2 separate regions of the Homo sapiens genome follow, and region 2 is linked to region 1. The links are chromatin loops, found by intact Hi-C in ENCODE. Cell type or tissue: Panc1. All regions are shown on one strand.

Evidence for each region. Hi-C counts contacts between places; a loop is a spot of excess contacts. Peaks named below come from ENCODE experiments on the same cell type or tissue, not always from the same donor. Only the 100,000 strongest peaks of a DNase experiment are listed, where the experiment ranks them.
Region 2: a loop joins it to region 1, with 16 times the contacts of the local background. A loop is called at or near these places in 65 of 110 quality-filtered maps.

The regions. Positions count from the first base shown.
Region 1 is chr2:200,701,910-200,704,409 of GRCh38, forward strand. It overlaps the pseudogene AOX3P-AOX2P and the pseudogene AOX3P. Among named protein-coding and RNA genes, the nearest start is that of LINC01792, 32 kb to the right of the region's middle. In Panc1, CTCF peaks have their summits at 1,449 (motif pointing left) and 1,655; a DNase peak (open chromatin) is centred at 1,422.
Region 2 is chr2:199,972,819-199,975,318 of GRCh38, forward strand. The region is part of intron 2 of LOC124906112 (a long non-coding RNA gene); the gene reads right to left. Among named protein-coding and RNA genes, the nearest start is that of MAIP1, 18 kb to the left of the region's middle. In Panc1, CTCF peaks have their summits at 1,084 and 1,289; no DNase peak of the experiment used is centred here; H3K27ac peaks cover 944 bases.

The DNA of each region.
Region 1 (2,500 bases):
ATTCCTTCGGTTTTCCCTTCTCTAACTCAGAAGAACCAATTTTAACAATTGTTTCAAAGCTACCCAACAAGGAGAGGCATGGGTGTTTTCCCCACAATTTAGGACTCAATTCTTTAGATCAACATTTTTTGGTGAAAAGTACAGGTGGAATAAAACTATTTTTAAATACTCATTTGTTTATTAATTTTATAGGTAATTAGGCTTTTACCAGGCACCAGGCACTGGGCTACCTGCTGGTAAATCAATCCCCCCGAAAAAAACATGAATTCTTCCCTAGGAACTAATAGTATTGTGGGAAATGTGGCTATATAAAGGAATAATTACAGAGTGATGCAATAAGTGTATTTGACATAAATATTTTCCTTTATGATTAGTGGAATATTTCTCCACAATCTATGGAATGCATTCAAAATTGACTTTTTTTGGATTAGCTCAGTTTTAGTGACTTTTAAATTTTGATTGAGGAAAATCTGGGATTTTTAAGAGAGGAAAATCTGGGATTTTTAAGAAAGGAAAAGACAAAAATAGATACCCGCTTAAATGCTACATACACTAATTTTAAAGGTATATGTAAAGTTGCAAGCACTAGTAAAATAACTTGTGTTTGTTATGCTCCTCAACACTTTTCCCTGTATTTTCTACAAACGAATCTCTTTGATAATAAAAAGTAGGTTTTTTAAATGTTGCTTTTTTCCTTGTAGAAATGCACAATAAGAGCATGCATAATGCTAGAAAAACTTTGACCTAAAACAGCCTTTTCAGTCATTTTATAGTTCTCTGAATAACTGGAAAATTGTAGTTTACACACACTCACACACACACATACACACACCCCCCGTAGGTTTCTGTTGCTGATTTTACCTGCGGTTTCAACACCGCTGAGTCAACTTCATGGTGCTGGCCCTTTATCTGAAAAATTGATTCATTCTCTCAGTCTTTGCCTTTGAACCTAAATCACCTTGTTGTTAATATCCTTTGAACATCCTTTGAACTCTCAATAAATATCTGTTTTATAATCTCAAAGGGCAAAAACCTCTATTTGTAAGTTTTCAATGCCAAATCACAGTCATGTTAAAACAGGTCAAATAAGTGCATGTTCTGAGTTCAGGGTGTAATAGGAAAAGCCATAGAGACGTAGGTAACTTAGGGACAGTTACCTTCTTTCTAGATGAATCCTTAGATTCCTGAGCTGGGATGCCTGGTCTAAGTTGGTCTATTTGGTAAGCAAAACAGAACCTTATTGAAGAAAACTCTGCCCCAAAATGTCGCATCTGTTTATGCAAATGAAAATCAAACCATTCTTAAGCAACTGGTCTCGGCTTCAAGAAGTACTGTGAACAAGTCTTATTTAAAATGAGAGCCACAAAGCCTACTTCAGGTTCTTTTTACAAGAGCCTTTTCTGTCCAATTTCCCAAAATTAAAGCATGAGCTCCCTCTGCTGAGTGAATTCACATGTGTTGATGAAACAGACTCCAAAAACATTTGTATATTACCTATTGAACCATTATGTTCCTGTAAACATAAGCAATTATAAATATAAAACATATTTATATTTTCTTTTTTTCAAACTCATAATACAGAATGGGATGGAAAGGTAAAGAAAAGTAATTCACAAGGTAGAGATTCATTAGTTGAGGCTTTTCAGTTTCACAACAATGGTCCTGAGCAACAGCTGCTGGTACGGCAATGCTTTGTAATCACCATGATGAGTTACCAGGGGTTGCTTGCAAGCACCGGTTCTCACAATCAACCTATTACCCAGCTTTGGTTCTTCATAGCACTTATCATATCTGAAATTACAACTGACGTATTCAATTGTCTGGTTATGACTGTCTTCCCCTAAGAGAATGTTGACTTCCTGACAGTGGATAACATGTCTGTGCTTTCAGCCCTTAGAACATGCCTGACACACAGTAGGTGCTCCGATTTGTTTTATGAATTGAGGGAGGCAGAAAAGCAGGCAGGCAGGTCAGCATATACCTATAGTGTCACTTAGGATTATGGTTCAACTAGAGAATGATTCAGTGCCAATCACATGGAACTGGATACAAATTTAGTAGGAAATGATAGAGATAAGAGAGCCAAAGGACGTACGGTGAAAGAGGTGTGGAATTCAAGCTCAACCATAAAGATGGGAAGGACTTGGTGAAGTTAGACAAGGAAACAAGCATGGTGTTAAGCACTGAGGATACAATGACTTAAAGAAAAAGGCCTGGACTTTGCTCTCATGAAGCTTATAATCTGATGGGTAAGACAGGTATCAAAGAAATAAACAAATGAAATGCAAAACTGCAATTGTGACAAGTGCTATGAAAGAGTGGAATGTGATGTTAGAGGAGCAGGTAATAGGGTGACCCAAACTTATCGGACAGTTATGGAAGGCTTCTCTCAGCTGAGATGAAAGGAAGGGGGAGTTACCAGGTAAGGAGGGTGGAACTGCACACACACTGTGCAGGAGACTGGAGGCAGTGCCTGTTGCTGGAGCAGAGAGCAGGGGAG
Region 2 (2,500 bases), 730 kb before region 1:
CCTATCCCTTCATTTTTCTTAAATATCACTAGAAACTCATGAATTCTTTCATTTTTTAGATGAAGTCTCATTCTGTCACCTAAGCTGGAGTGCAGTGGCAGGATCATACTCACTGCAGCCTTGAACCCCTGTGCTCAAATGATCTTTCCACCTCAGCCTTCCAAAGTGCTGGTATTACAGACATGAGCCACCACACCCAGCCTAAACTCATGGATTTTTATTCATCCAATGTAGTATCAATTATAGTTATTATTCTTGTTGATGCCTAAATATGCCCCAGTTTTGCCAGCAGGAGTCCTTGTAATCTGTCTGTGTGACAGATTAAAGATGAACATGACTCTGTTGTTAGTCTTTGAGTGCGCCTGTGTTTTCCAATGTAACAATACATTTCAGGATCTTCTTGTCCATTTCCTGCCTCAGAGCTGGAATCAGCCATTTCTCCAAGGAGTCTTTTTTTTTTTTTTTTTTAGGGCGATGAATTTGAAAACCAAGATTTGAGCATTTTGAGGTGTTTTCTCATTTTATGTCTGTAAGAGAATGTTTATACATGTTTGAGATTTTGGATCATTTACCTACAATAACTTTGGGAAAGCTAAATGTGGATTGTTTGCCTTTATTTCTGTCAACCTTATTTAAAATAATTCTTTCCCCATCACTATGCCCTAACCCTGATTTATTTTGGCTTATAGCACTTATCACGATCAGACATTGTAGGATGTGTTTGTTTATTTCTCCCATTGTCTTTGGAACTAAGGAAAGAACTTTACCTATCTTGTTCACTACTGAAACAATATCTCATACAAAGATATTGTTTCAGGCCCTGAAACAATATCTCATACAAAGTGGAGCTCAGTAAATATTAGTTGACCGGATAAATAAGAGTGAGCCTCACTTCTGTTGAACTTCCTAGTTCACATGGCAGGAACTTTTTCCCTCTTGCTTTTGATTTGATACCCTAGCAAGCTGGATGTGATTTTTAAAATCATGTACAGTACCCCTCTCAAGGAGTATATGGTATTATTGGATGTTTGACCTCACTTTCATGGTCCTGTAACAAATGTCATTCTTTCTGAATTCCACACGATGGAGCTAACTGTATATGGAATCTAAATGCCAGGATTGGCTGTAAGTTTGGTAGGATTTGAAGCCGCTAAGGAAGGGGAAGATTGCTTTGCTTATTGACAGATTTTTCTACATAGATGTGTTTTAGGAAATTGCTCCACAAAAATATTTTATGAATATAATTTGTTGATGTTAAAGTGGTTAATTGCATGGGTCAAATTGGAGGGAAATTTTACCCATATCCCTGCTGGAACCACAGATTGTATCATTCAGTGCCTCTGTAATTATGCCCATCCTGGGAAGACTGTGTGATGTATCAGTCAGGATAATGTAGATTATGCTGCATTAACAAACAGCTTCTCAATCTCAGTGGATTGAAACAAAACAAAACAAAACAAAACAAAACAAAACAAAAAGGTTTGTTTCTTGTTCACACTGTATGTTCAGTAAGAGACACCTGGGGACTCTGCTCAGTGCCAGCTCATCTTCTTCCCCGGACACAGGCTGATGGGAAGCCACTACCGGCTATGATAGCAAATGGAAAAGACAACTCTGAAGGGTGAACCTGGAAGTGATACAATTATTTCGCCAGAACATGGTCTCACTCAACCATAGGGACCCAGGAAGTACAAATCTGCCATGTTCCTGGAAGGCAGAGGGTAAGAAGTATTTGGTGAGATGCAATAATGATTACCACATGCAGAAAAAGCACACGGTTTTACATCACAGAGATCAAGAGAGAGACTTTCCAGGTGTTTTAGTTACACATTATTAACTGAGCATTATTGACTACTCTGCTATGGGGGTCTGGAGATGAGAATCACTCGTTCAGTGTAACAATGATTGCAGATGTCTAAACCAGTTTAAGTGAGAAAGGCTATAGAGCCCTTGAATCCATTATCTCCATTTGATGAGATCTGCTAAGGTGTGCTAACACACTCATTAGATTAATGGGGTCACCTAGGAGGAAGCAGTGGCTTACGCCTGTAATCCCAGCTACTCTGAAGGCTGAGGCAGGAGGATTGCTTGAGTGTGGGAGTTTGAGGTTAGCAGTAGTCTGGGCAACATAGTGAAACCTTGTTTCTAAAACAACAATAACAACAAAATTGGTTATGTCAATATTATTATAAATTGTTCATTATCTCAAATTTTAAGAAACTTACATAAGACCTTGTAAGAGTACTTGATATTGGCCATTTTAATTTCACAATGTGGGCAGATTATGCAAATGATTGGCATACTGTTTAGGATTACTTCTATTAAATAACTGCACGAAACAAAAACTTTTAAATATTATGGCTTAAATAATATAGAAGTAGTTGTTTCCTCTTACACTAATAGAGATTCAGAGATATGATGCTTTGGGGCTTGTATGCCAACTCCACAGAGTCCTCAGAGATCTAGGCTCCTTCTAGTCACAACTATCTTCTTTAGGGCA